Regions from separate parts of the Homo sapiens genome. Here region 1 is linked to region 2. Evidence: read pairs that join two places in POLR2A ChIA-PET (ENCODE). Cell type or tissue: GM12878. All regions are shown on one strand. Each heading gives the region's core, and the rest is flanking DNA. Links, peaks and the distances in the headings are about the cores only.

Evidence for each region. ChIA-PET counts read pairs that join two places held together with the same protein. Peaks named below come from ENCODE experiments on the same cell type or tissue, not always from the same donor. Only the 100,000 strongest peaks of a DNase experiment are listed, where the experiment ranks them.
Region 1: POLR2A ChIA-PET joins it to region 2 with 5 read pairs; 2 of 35 experiments call an interaction of 5 or more read pairs at or near these places.

The regions. Positions count from the first base shown.
Region 1 is chr6:154,809,839-154,817,085 of GRCh38, reverse strand. SCAF8 (SR-related CTD associated factor 8) reads right to left here. Exons shown (of 20, transcript NM_014892.5): 12 at 6,878-7,071; 13 at 1,270-1,370. Among named protein-coding and RNA genes, the nearest start is that of MIR1273C, 40 kb to the left of the region's middle. In GM12878, for the core only: no CTCF peak of the experiment used is centred there; DNase peaks (open chromatin) are centred at 1,645 and 2,875; H3K27ac peaks cover 631 bases.
Region 2 is chr6:154,948,563-154,955,809 of GRCh38, reverse strand. No RefSeq gene overlaps it. Among named protein-coding and RNA genes, the nearest start is that of TIAM2, 43 kb to the left of the region's middle. RefSeq lists an enhancer at 3,950-4,450. In GM12878, for the core only: no CTCF peak of the experiment used is centred there; a DNase peak (open chromatin) is centred at 4,019.

The sequences.
Region 1 (7,247 bases), core at 762-5,761, 140 kb after region 2:
ATATGATTATAGACTCTGAAAGACAGTGATGTTTTGACAGGTAAAATCTAAAAAGACAAAAGAATAAGAGAGGTCGACAGCACTCTTGTGGTAAAGAAAGAGAAATCTGAAGTACCCAAGTTGAAATCCATAACCAATCATCTTTTTATCACCTGTGTAACTCAAGCAAATCACTTAGTTTCCTCATTAGAAAACAACAGTATTTGAATTACTTAACCAGCTTCTTATGAGGCTCCAAAAAGATCACACACAGTCAAAAGTAAGATGCAAAATGGTTCAACTCAACTCAAATAAAGAATTCTGTTACTATTACAGAAAAGTCAAGTTTGGCCATTTAAGGAAGACTGGGAACTAAGACTAGAAAGGAAAACTGGGCAATTTTCTGATAAATAATGATAAAAAGATCCCACAGACATAAAACTGTAACCACAGGGAATGAAATCAGACGCCTGATGAATTAAGTCTCCTCATACTTCCTGTTTACCAGGATGGATGGATGGATGGATGGATAAATGTCTCCCCAAACAAATGACTACAAAACATTTCACCACACAGCAGGAGGAAGAAAGACAGCACGTAATTTTTAAATAAAAGAACAATTAAAATAGCTAACCAAAGATGTCTGACCCTCAGGGAAAAGCATCAGGCCTCATGAAGAATAAAACACAGACTCAAAGGAGGAGACTGAGTGGTGCAAAACTAGTGCAAGAATCAAGAGTGAAAGAGTTATGCTCAACTTACTAGCAATTCGCTGGCCATACTGATTTTCTTACCTAACATTTGCTCTGTTTGATAAAAAAGAGAGTAAAAGAGCACGAGAGGGTGAGAGAGTGAGAAGAAAAAGGCAAAAGAAACTGGGATCCTAAGTCCAGCTGTGTCTCCACGACTGCTTCTGTGGTCATGTGCAAGTGACTACAATTCTGTGGAACTCTCCATTTCCTCAGAGACAGTTTTTTAAAAAAAGGAATTAAACCAGACCACACATAGGGTTCCTGCTAACTCAAACATTTGATGATGTCAGGAATCAAGCATGGTACACTGCTATAAAACTCAAGAACATTTTGTTAGAATTCCACTAAAAAATAAAAATAATTAAGGAGAGAAACAGCACCAAAATAAACACAGACATTATCAAAGTAAAGCAATCCTTTTAAAGATGTGTATTATTTAAGGCAGACATTACTGGGCTAATTAGGAACAGAAGTGATTCTTTGTATTAATAAAAACCTCCTTTTTTAAAACCTTAAATTATTAAGAACTGATACTTGCATTAATGGATTCAATCTGTCCAAACTCTTCAAACAGGTTGGTTAAGTCTTGCTGTGTTGCCTTCTTGTCCACTTGCCCAACCCAGAGAGTAGTACTACATACTGTCAAGACACAAGAGACAAATGACCTAAATCATTTAGACATAGTTACTTCTTTGAAAAGTAATTGAGGAAAAAGCAGTAATACACATAATAATTAAATTTAAGATAATATATTTAAAAATAATTGTCAATGAACACTTGCATCTGTTATGTTTAAAAACAACTAAAATCACAAGTATTAATTCACATCTCTGCCAAGTCAACCACTTACATGTCACCTGTTTTCAAGCTTGGCTGCACACCTGAACCATCTGTGGATGCCAGGGTCCCATTCTAAGAGGATGAGTGGCATGCAGTGTCAAAGACAGGAACTGAGAGTTGTAAAATTCCCTAGGTGATTCTAATGTGCAACAAAGTTTCAAACCCACTTCTCACCGTAATCCCATTTGTGAACCTTTTATTTATTTATTTATTTTTTTGAGACGGAGTCTCACTCTGTCGCCCAGGCTGGAGTGCAGTGGCACAATCTCGGCTCACTGCAAGCTCCGCCTCCCAGGTTCATGCCATTCTCCTGCCTCAGTCTCCCGAGTAGCTAGGACTACAGGCGCCCGCCACCACACCCGGCTAATTTTTTGTATTTTTAGTAGAGACGGGGTTTCACCATGTTAGCCAGGATGGTCTCGATCTCCTGACCTCATGATCTGTCCGCCTCGGCCTCCCAAAGCGCTGGGATAACAGGCGTGAGCCACCGCACCCGGCCTGTGAACCTTTTAAGCGTCTTTCTGTACTGGAAGGATTAAGTGAATGTGTCTCCCTAATCAAGAGATAAATCTAAAAACAGCATCTTATCCTTAAGGAAACAATCCTTTCTGGGAAGATACAAAGGGAAAATGGCCAAATCAGAACCCCTTAACCCCTTGAAAGACTTAAAGATACTTAACTGTTGAAAGCCACATCCCCTTAACAAATATTAAACATGAGACACCTTGCCTACTTTCAGCTGTACAGTTCATGCCTCCACGAATGCCTCCTTTTACAGAAGACATTTATTTAAAAAATATTTATAGCTGACACCTTTGCAGAATTTTCATATGTTATATTTGGATTTATGTCAATGTCCACATTTCTGGCTACCTTTGATCTATAATAAGACAGGTTTCAGGCAGGTTTTACTCTATGGCTAATTTAGCCCCACATGAAGGTACCCTTGGCAAGATCACTACTGAGTGCCCTAGGCTTTTCAACCAGGTCTCTCCACTCTGGCTAGTCAGAACTCTAACATCTTCTAGACCTGTGTAAGCTTTAGGAATCACTTAGCTAACACAGAGTCCCTGGTCATTGTTCTTTCCCTGCAAGCTGTTTATCTCCTGTAAGTCTTACCCTATGCATATTCAATTTAATCTTCAACCAAAGTCTCAAGGAGCTCTGCATTAGGTTTGTTTTTCGTTTGTTTGTTTCTGAGACAGGTCTCACTCTGTTGCCCAGGCTGGAGTGCAGTGATGCGATCTCAGCTCTCTGCAACTTTCACCTCCCGGGCTCAAGTGATCCTCAGCCTCGCGAGTAACTGGGACTACAGGTGTGCGTCATCATGCTCAGCTAATTTTTGTTGTATCTTTAGCAGAGATGTGGTTTCACCACGTTGCCCAGGCTGGTCTCAAACTCCTGGTCTCAAGTAATTTCAAAGTGCTGGAATTACAGAGGCAAGCCACCATGCCTAGCCTTGTAACAGTTTTTTATTGCTGCTATAACAAAATAACATGAAGTTAGAATAAAACAAATATATTCTCTTATAGTTCTGAAGATCTACTATGGGTCAGCAGGTACGCATTCCCTCTAGAGGGCTCTAGGGGAGAATCTGTTTCCTTACCTTTGCTAGGTTCTACAAGCTGCCTGCCTTCCTTGGCTCATGGTCCCGTCCTTCGTCTTCAAAACCACCTCCACATTTCCCAAATTCTCTCTCCTTTCATTATCACATCACCTTTTCTCTTCAACGTACTTGCTTCCCTCTTATGTACCCGTGTAATTAAACTGGGCCTTCTGGATAATCCAGGTTCATCTCCCCACCTCATGATCTTTAATTTAAAAGGGCCTGAAAAGTCCCTTTTGCCATACAATGTAACATATTTAAAAATCCCAATGATTTAAATGTAGATACCTTTTAGGGGGCCATTATCCAATCTACCACAAAACCTTAACAGAAGTCTGGGGCTCTGTCATGGAAAAGATCCCCCCGCCCCTTTATTTTTGGAGACGAGGTCTTGCTCTGTCACCCAGGCTGAGGCTAGAGTGCAATGTCCTAATTATAGCTCACTGCAGCCTCCTACTCCCTGGATTTAAGGCCTCCTCCTGTCTCAGCCTCCACAAAAGCTGAAACTATAGGCACACCATCACCATGCTTGGCTAAGTTTTTATTTTTAGTACAGACATGGTTTTGCTCTTCCCAGGCTGGTCTCAAATTCCTGGCCTCAAGCAATCCTCCCGCCTTGGCCTTCCAAAGTACTGGGATTATAGGTTTGAGCCAGTATACTCAGCCTTAAGGATTCTTCTGTTTTTTGTTTTGTTTTGTTTTGATATAGGGTCTTGCTCTGTTCCTCAGGTTGGAGTGCAGTGGCACAATCATATCCCACTGCAGCTTCTCAACCTCCTAGGCACAAGTGATTCTCCCACCTCTTTCTTGAGTAGCTGGGACTACAGAAGTGTGAACCACCTTGCCGAACTAATTTTTTTTTTTTTTTTGGCGGTAGTGATGGCATCTCACTTTGTTGCTCAGGCTGGTCTTAAACTCCTGGCCTCAAACAATCTGCTGGCCTGTGCCTCCCAAAGTAGCTTGGATTACAGGTGTGAGCCGCTGCACCTGGCATTCTCTTTTTCCTCTTTATTACTGGTTCTGCATATTCCAGCTGCCTTAATCTCCCTGAACTCTGTTCTGTATTTCCCATCTCTTTCAATATTATCTCTCTACACATTTTTCCCATAGGAAACTCCATTATTTTCCCCAGAAAGCATTAATGATTCTTGTCATCCCATGCAGAAGGGACACTTGATTCCTGGAATGTTATTATTCACTGGTGCTTTATATCCCCTAGACTATTCACGAAAACCTTATGTTCTAAAATCCATGCTAAAGACCAATAAATCGTATGAAAACACTACCATATGTTTAAAATGTGTTAAGAAAGAATACAAACCACAGGAAATTGATACTGCTTTTGAATAAGGAGAGTTGTGAGGTAAACAATCAGAGATTATTTTTCACTGTATAGGCATACCTTGGAGCTACTGCAACTTTGGTTCCAGACCACCACAATAAAGCAGATATCACAGTAAGGTTAAGGCACATAAGTTGTTCTTCCCAGTGCACACAAAAGATATGTTTACACTACACTGTAACCTATTAAGTGTGCAACAGCATTATGTCTAAAAACAAAAATGTACATACCCTAATTTTAAAATACTTTTTGCAAAAAAAAAAAAAAAAAAAAAGCTGACATAGAGACAAAGTAGGCACCTGCTATTGGAAAAATAGTGCCAAGAGAGGTACTCAACATAGGGTGGTCACAACCCTTCAACCTATTTAAAAAAAAAAAAAAAAAAAAAAAGGCAGTATCTTCAAAGCACAATGGAGTGAAGTGCAATAAAACAAGGTATGCCTGTATTTGGTTATGCGTTTTTTATTCACGTGCTTTTTATTTTCTTTTTTGCTGTTTGTTGTGCCCATGAAAATAAAACAGAAATAAAAAATAAATTCCACAGTTAAAAACTATGTAAACAGCACACGTATTTACTGCGGCACTACTCACAGTAGCAAAGATTTGGAACCAATCCAAATGTCCATCAATGATAGACTGGATTAAGAAAATGTGGCACATATACACTATGGAATACTATGCAGCCATAAAAAAGGATGAGTTCATGTCCTTTGCAGGGACATGAATGAAGCTGGAAACTACCATTCTCAGCAAACTATCACAAGGACAGAAAACCAAACACTACATGTTCTCACTCATAGGTGAGAATTGAACAATGAGAACACTTGGACACAGGGCGGGGAGCATCACACACTGGGGTCTGTCAGGGGGATGGGGGGTTGGGGGAAGGGTAGCATTAGGAGAAATACCTAATGTAAACGACAAGTTGATGTGTGCAGCAAACCAACATAGTACATGTATACCTATGTAACAGACCTGCACTTTGTACACAAGTACCCTAGAACTTAAAGTATAATTTAAAAAAAAGAAAAAACTTAGATGACGGGTTGATGGGTGCAGCAAACCACCATGGCACCTGTGTACCTATGTAACAAACCTGCACGTTCAGCACATGTATCCCAGAACTTAAAGGAAAATGAAATAGAAAATTAAATGGTTAAAAAAAAAAAAACTGTGTAAACAGTGAAATCAACAACATGACAAATTAAGTGAGAAATTAAATGAGAGCGACTCCATATAAAATCCTTACTCTAATAATGGCAAATAAATAGATAATTCTGAACGTCTTAATGGTAATCATGCGAGAAAGCACAGTAGAGATTTTTGTGGTTAAACGTTTGACATTATTTCTTTTATCAGCCAGCACTAAAATGTTTAGATGTATACCATCACCCTAAGGGACAAACAAACTTCTAGAGCAAGGATAATCAATATTATCAGGTTGACACTAGCTCTCACAACCAGGTAAAATTCATGCAAGATAGCCAAGGCCTACAAGAACTCCCAAAACTTAGTAAGAAGATGGCTATTGCCTTTTATTATAGGCCTGGGTTTCCAAGACGCTCTAGTAGCACAAATTATACCAATTATTTTTCTAACTCCCTGGCAGAGGGAATTTACGTGGAAGTCTTCAGAAATTAGATAACACAATCAATGTTTAGCTCTTTGGAAAGAATGACAATTTGTTCGATTTTATGTACTTCTTTGCCCATATGTAAACTCTTAGTTCATCTTAAAAGTCATAACCCACCAAGAATACCCTAGGCAAAATTTGGCACTAATTAAAACTTATTTTGCTGTGCTTAACATTCCTACCAAGTGAACCCTCCCCACACCTGCTCCAAAACCAAACCCCACCACTACCGAATCTGTTCTAATCATACGTAATTGACTAACATGTAACCGTGCAAGGTTTGTACAGTAGGAATTATCCTGTAGTGCTAACCCATTAACATTATAATTACTTTAAAAATTAGATATAGCTAAGTATATGCTTCCTTTAATAATTATTCCTACAGACCTGGTGGCCATAATTGCTAAGAATACTATAGACAGAAGTCACTGTGTCCATGCTACAGATACCAGCCTAGTCTGCTTTTTCAGTCAATATGTATTTTCTAACTTGCATTTGAAAAACAAACAAAAAATCAACCCTCAATGACCTTGGTATTTGAATGGAATCTGTTCTTCCTTCTTCTTCTCTTCTCTATCATGTTACAAAAACCAGAGACATTACTCATTTACCAAACCACTTTTAACCTTAATCTGAAAATAAAATTTGGCTGAGAGACTTTGTAGCAGATAACTATTTTTTAAATATTAATTGAAACCAAAGCGTTGCAGATATATGTTACTTACCACTTAGTGTTTTAGATCTAATTGGAGGTAATCCCTTTTTCTGTCGTTCTTTCTCCCTTTCTCTGGCTCTCCTTTCACTTGAATACGACCGTGATGATTTCCTCTTTCTTTCTCTTGAGCGGGAGCGTGATCGCTTTCTGTGTTTACGCTTTCTAGAGCCAGACCGTGACCTAGACCTTCGTTTTCTTGGTGATCTACAAAAAATTTTCATTTTACTTCTAATGACAATGTTTTCTTTCTACCAAATCTGTCACTTCTAAGTGAGGGAAAAAACAATAACAAAAAAGTTGTCTTATATTTAGTGACAATATGTTAAAATATTCTGAAGTAAAATCAAGTCTCAAAAATGCATTTTACTTAAATCCGTGTG
Region 2 (7,247 bases), core at 1,323-6,322:
AAGGGAGAAGAGGGAGAGTAAAGTGCAAAGACGAAGGAGAGAGGCCAGGCACGGCAGCTCACACCTGTAATCCCAGCACTTTGGGAGGCCAATGCAGGCGGATCACCTGAGGTTGGGAGTTTGAAACCAGCCTGACCAACCTGGAGAAACCCCGCCTCCACTAAAAATACAGTATTAGCTGGGCATGGTGGTGCATGTCTGTAATCCCAGCTACCCGGGAGGCTCAGGCAGGAGAATCACTTGAACCTGGGAGGCAGAGGTTGCAGTGAGCCAAGATCACACCATTGCACTCCAGCCTGGGTGACAAGAGCGAAACTCCATTTAAAAACAAAACAAAACATTAAAAAAACGAAGGAGAGAATGCCGTTTGGGAATTACTCAAGGCAGCTCTTTCCCTTTTTTTTTTTTTTTTTTTTTTGAGACCAGTTCTTGCTCTGTCACCCATCCAGGCTGGAGTGCAGTGGTGTAACCATGGCTCACTGCTGCCTCAACCTCCCCAGGCTCAACTGATCCTCCCATCTCAACCTCCCAAGTAGCTAGGACTACAGGCATGCACTGCCACACCCGACTAATTTTTGTATTTTTTGTATAGATGGGTTTTGTCATGCTGCCCAGGCTGGTCTTTAATTCCTGGGCTCAAGTGATCTTCCCACCTCAACCTCCCAAAGTGCTGGGATAACAGGCATGAGCGACTGCTCCCAGCACCCTTCCCATCCTTGATCTCTCCATGCGGATGCTCAATGCGCTTTGAGGGAAGCCTCAATGTGCTCTGCAAACCCTTAAGTCTGTGAGTGCGTGTGTGGCTATGGAGTAGGGGTTGCAGGCGAGTTTGCACGCCTCGGCAGGAAGGGGCTGGCACTTACCTGCTTATTCTCCCTGGGCTCAGATGCTCAGGTGAGGGAGAAAACCCAGGCGGGCTGCTGTGGGGTTTGTACCTAATACTAAGGGGTCTACCCCAGGTGCACACTCACAAAATCTCATTCAGAGTTCAAAGAGGTAACAAAAGGAACGTGTGTGTGTACCGCATGCGCGCCCACAGTGTGAGTTTGGCACACATGAAGACATATGCCCATATGTTTACCCTCTCAAATTTTCCAGTGCAAATTAGGAGGCTGGTTCTAATAACATGGCAATAAAACATCAAGCGTCTGTGCTACAGTCTCTCACCAGGCATGGGAAAATGGTTTATCTTGGATCCCGGGGCAGCCACTAATGTAATGAGAAACTAATAGATGGAGGAACCATCCAGACACAGTTTCAAGGCCACAGAATTTTTCTTCTTATCCACAACAAAGTCTCAGGAATGCAAGACCACAGGCACAGGCTGGAAAACTGCACAGAAGTGGAGTTCTCCTGATGGGAGAGATTCACACGGCAGCCTCGGTTCACAGAGGTTTCATATGGAATTTCTCTGTGGAGGGTTGTACAGGAAGCAGCTGAGTGGAACTCTTAAAATGAGAGCACGTTACAGAAAGACTCCAAAACTATGACTCTCATCTCACCTGAAGACAACCGCTCCTTTTTCATGCATTTGACAAGACCATTTTCATATCAGTCAGGCATTTAACTTTCATGTTCATATAAAAATTCAGTACTTTTACCAATAACAAGAAGTTTTGGTTCTGGGGTTGTTTTTTGTTTTTGGTATAGTTGGGGGTTTTGCTGTGTTGTCCAGACTGGTCTCAAACTCTTGACTTCACACGATCCTCTAACCTTGGCCTCCCAAAGTGCTGTGATTATAGGCAGGAGCCACCACATCTATCCTAACAAGAAGTGTTTTTGTGGCGTTTTTTTTCTGTTTGTTTTTTAAGACAGAATCTTGCTCTGTTGCCCACTGTGGAGTGCAGTGGCGCTATCATAGCTCACTCCAACCTCGATCTCCTGGGCTCAAGCGATCCTCCCACCCTCAGCCTCCAAGTAGCTGGGACCACAGGCACGCACCGTCACGCCCAGCTAATTTTTCTTATTTTTAGCAGAGACAAGGTCTTGCTTTGTTGCCCAGGCTGGTCTTGAACTCCTGAGCTCAAGCAGCCCTCCGGCGTTGGCCTCCCAAAGTGTTGCGATTACAGGCATGAGTCATGGTGCCCCATCTAACAAGATGTTTTAAAAGAGCTTTTTCAAAAATATAGAAATTCAGGCAAATTGTTACCCCCCACCCCCGCAAATTAATGAAAAGGAGGCACTCTTTCCTCAAAAATCAAACTGTTTTGAGGCTGGGTGCGGTGGCTCATGCCTGTAATCCCAGCACTTTGGTGGATCACCTGAGGCCAGGAGTTTGAGACCAGCCTGGCCAGCATGGTGAAACCCCATCCGTATTAAAAATACAAAAATTAGCCAGGCATGGTGGTGTGTGCCTGTAATCCCAGCTACTCGGGTGGCTGAGGCAAGAGAATCGCTTGAACCTGGGAGGCAGATTGCAGTGAGCTGAGATCGCACCACTGCACTCCAACCTGGGTGACAAAGTGAGACTCCATCTCAAAAAAAAAGAAAAAAGAAAAAAGAAAATAAATCAAACTGTTTTGAGAAAAGTAGTTTTATTATTTTACTAAAAAATTTGTTTTGAATAATTTGGTACATTGTCACAAGAATTCATTGGCTGTGTTGTGAACAAAATGGCTTAAGAAACACAGCTATGTTTCATGTTGATAGGATGTCACAAGCCACATGTATGATATGTCTGACCTAATGGTACTCTTCTCTGTGCTCCCGTGTCACATGACCTGCCTGTGACAATGCCACTTACATCGTCATTAGAGTTCCTGTGCCTAGCTACATGCCCCACCTCCAGCTTCCACCTCACTGAAAAGGTCTTGAAGGAGAAGACCAGGCTTCCTCCTCCTTGATTCCCCTAGAACCTGGGCCAGTGCCTTGAAGAGCTGTTCCATGAATGTCTGGGGAGGGTGTGGGAAATATGGTTGGACATGGGTAGGTTGGTGCCAGGTTACATGGGGATTTAGAACCTGGACTTGACCCATCCTGGGCCAGAAGGAGCCACTTAAGGTTTTTGAGCAGAGGGTGATGTGGTGGGTGTGGTGGCTCATGCCTGTAATCCCAGCACTTTGGGAGGCTGAGGTGGGTGGATCACGAGGTCAGGAGTTCAAGACCAGCCTGGCCAATATGGTGAAACCCCATCTCCACTAAAAGATACAAAAATGAGCCGGGCGTGGTGGCACAAGCCTGTAGTCCCAGGCTGAGGCAGGAGAATCCCTTAAACCTAGGAGGCGGAGGTTGCAGTGAGCCGAGATCGCACCACTGCACTCCAGCCTGGGTGACAGAGTGAGACTTGGTCTCAAAAAAAAGGAAAAGAAAAGAAAACAAATTGTGTTGAAGTCCAGAAATGGGGCACTGGAGCGGGAGCCCAGAGCAGAAGCTATTGCCAGAGGTCACAAGGACAGAGACTAGAGGCAAATCTAAAGGATTTTCAAGGAAAAGCAGAACTTGGTGTCCCTTTCCAGGGGAAGAAGGATATGGAAGGGTCAAAGTTGGCTCTAGAGGTTGGAGGGCTGAAAGAGGTGCCCTCCTAACAGATACTAGGGTGAGGATTTGGGGCAGGACAGAAGGTGGGGGAGACAAGTTCACCGTTGGTCATGTTCAGTCTGAATAGATCCCCCAGGGTGCAATGTCCAGGCAGTAATTATAACTCAGAAGAGGAGTCAGGGCTGAAGATTCAAATCAGCAAGTCACCCTGGCTTGCAGTGACTTCTCTGAAAAGAGAAAATGCTTCACCAGAAGAACAGGGGAGAGCTCTTAGGTATGTCCCCAAAATCTGCTTGCTAGGATGGGATGAGTCACCCGGAAGGACCTGCCCAGGTGCTAAGGAAACTGGAAAGGGCTAGGTCAGGTGAGCCTGAGGGAACAGTTTCCTGAACGGGGGTGGAAGAGGAGGTCCACGGTGACAACTTTGGAAGGAAGGAAAAGGAGAAGGACCACGGAAAGACAAGGCGGTGTTTTTAAGGAAGTCATTCATGCATGGATGGTAGACAAGACGGCAGCAGAGCAGCTGGGGCAGATGCCAAACCACAGAGCACAGACAAAGAAGAAAGAAAATGTGAAAGAGCAGGAAGCAGTGGCTGCAGGTGACACTTCTGAGGAGGCCGTTTGGAAGCTACAGGAAGCAGTGGCTGGAGGTGACACTTCTGAGGAGGCCGTTTGGAAGCTACAGGAAGCAGTGGCTGGAGGTGACACTTCTGAGGAGGCCGTTTGGAAGCTACAGGAAGCAGTGGCTGGAGGTGACACTTCTGAGGAGGCTGTTTGGAAGCTACAGGAAGCAGTGGCTGGAGATGACACTTCTGAGGAGGTGGTTTGGAAGCTACAGGAAGCAGTGGGATAAAGGAGGGGGTGATCTTCATCCTGAGCATGCTTGCCAAACACACTCATGCCCATTGCACACGCTGAGATGTGCACCCAGCTCTCTTCTCCAGAGAGGTCCACATGGCACACATGTGAATGGCCCAAACTTCTGGACGTGTGGTCCTCTGTGCCCAAAGCCTCCGGGGTACCTAGGGAAACACGCTGGCTGCCTTATGAGCACGTGAAAGAAGCCCAGGTGCCAGACCTGAGCACTGAGCAGTTCTTGGCACTCATGCTGCTCATGGGGATTGTGTACAGAGAGCAGACTGGGCTGGAGGACCAGCAGGTGCACACAGAGGCCACCTCAAAGGGACATGGCAGCAGTACTGTGGGTCCCTTGCTCTCCCTATGAGTGAATGCAGCTTTGGGCAGCGTGACTGAGTCCACCCAAATCTAAGCACATCTGGTGAGATTGCTGGGGAGCCAGTCACGGAACACAGACTCTGACGTCTCCTGAGTCGGCAGAGATTCAGGCTCAGAAGCTCCATCCTCAGCACCCCCTTCACACTCTGGAGGAAGCTGGAGGAATCTTCTCCTACTGCTATCTTCACGTGGCATGGATACTGTAGAGGAGTAGGAATGGGGGTCCATGAAGGAATCTATTCTATCGCCAGAGCTTTGGAAGCCTTCAAATGGCCTACGAGCCTAGAGGCATCTGGAATCAAAGCAGTAATGACACCTTCCTGCCTTGGTGATTCTATTTAATGAAGAATAACTATAAAGAGAGCAAGATGGCCAAACAGAACCCTCCAGCTATCATCCCACCCTGTCCCCTCCAACCTCACCCCTCAAGAACACCAAATTGAACTATTATCCACAGAAGACAGCACCTTCAAAAGAACCAGAAAATAAGGTGAGCAATCACAGTACCTGGTTTTAACATCATATCAAGGAAGAGGCACTGAAGAGGGTGGGAAAGACAGCCTTGAATTGCTCACACTACCCTTCGCCCTTCCCCTAGGAGCGCAGCATGATGCAGAGAATCTGTGTCTTTGGAAGAGGGAGAGGGAAGTCATTATGGAGCTTTGCATTGCAACTCAGTGCTGCCCTGATACAGTGGAAAGCAACACAGGGCAGAATTAGGCTGGTGCCCATGGAGGGAGCATTTAGACCAGTCCTAGCTGGAGGAGAAGGGTTCGTCTTGGTAGTCAGAACCGGAGTTCTAGCAAGCCCTGCCACTGCAGGCTCAAGTGCTCTGGGGTACTAAATAAACTTGAAAGACAGTTTAGGCCACAAGGACCACAATTCCTGGGCAAGTCGCAGTACTGGGCCGACCTTGGAGCCAGTAGGCTTGGTGTGCATGCAACCCAGTGAAACACTAGCTGACATGGCCAAGGCCTGTCCCCCAACCCCAGGCAGCACAGCTCGCAATTCCAAGAGGAGAGGAAAGAGTAAAGAGGACTTAAAGAGGACTTTATCTTGCAACTTGAACACCAGCTTAGCCACAGTAAAATAAAGCACTAAAGTCCTGAAGCCCCCATTCGAGGCCATAGCTCCTGGGTGACATTTCTAGACCCACCCTGGGCCAGAAGGGAACCCACTGCCCTGAAGCAAAAGACAGTCCCAGAAGAATTCACCACCAGCCAACTAAAAAGCTCTTGGGCATTGAATAAATATCAGGTCACCACAGGCCTTGGGTGAGACCCAGTATTGTGCTGGCTTCAGGTGTGACCCAACACACTCTCAGCAGTGATGGCGATGTAAGTGCTTGTGCCACCCATCCCCCAAATCTAGACAGCTCAGCATGGAGAAAGTGATTCCATTTGTTTGGTGGAAAGTAAGAGAAGGGTACGAGAGACTCTGCCTGGTAATCCAGGGAATTCTCTTGGATCTTATCCAAGATCACCAAGGCAGTACCTCTACGGGTCTGCAAAAGTTACACCGTTACTGGGCTTGGGTTGCCTTGTAATGCACATATGACTGCAATGACCAAAGACTTAGATCACAACACTCAATTCCCTTTGAATATTTGGAAAGTTTTCTCAAGAAGCACGGGTACAAGGAAGTCCAAATTGTGAAGATTAGAATAAATACCTAAATCTTTAATATCTAGACATCAACAAACATCCACAAGTATCAGGACCATCCAGAAAAACATGACCTCACCAAATAACTAAATAAGACACCAGTGACCAATTCCAGAATGATAGAGATCTATGGCCTTTCAGACAGAGGATTCAAAATAGCTGTTTTGAGGAAACAGCAAAATCCAAGATAACACAGAGAAGGAATTCAGAATCCTATCAGATGAATTTAACAAAGAGATTGAAATAATTACAAAGAATCAAGCAGGAATTCTGGAGCTAAAATAAAAATTCAATGGACAAACTGAAGAATGCATCAGGCTCTCAACAGCAGAACTGATCAAGCAGAAGAAAGAATTAGTGAGCTTGAAAACGGACTATTTGAAAATACACAGAGGAGTCAAAAGAAAAAAGAATAAAAAATAATGGAGCACATCTACAGGATCTAGAAAATAGCCTCAAATGGGCAAATCAAAGACTTATTGGCCTTAAAGAGGAGGTAGAAGAGATAGAGAGACTGGGGTGGAAAGTTTACTTAGCAGGGTGTGGTGGCTCATGCCTGTAATCCCAGCACTTTGAGAGGACGAGGTGGGTAGATCACCTGAGGTTAGGAGTTCAAGACCAGTCTGATCAACATGGTGAAACCTCATCTCTACAAAAATACAAAAATTAGCCAGGCAAGATGGCGTGTGCCTGTAATCCCAGATACTCAGGAGGCTGAGGTGGGAGAATGACTTGAACCCGGGAGGTGGAGGTTGCAGTGAGCCAAGATGGCGCCATTGCACTCCAGCCTGGGTGACAGAGTGAGACTCAGTCTCAAAAAAAAAAAAAAAAAAAAAAAAAAAAGAAAAAAAAAGAAAGTGGGGCTAGGTG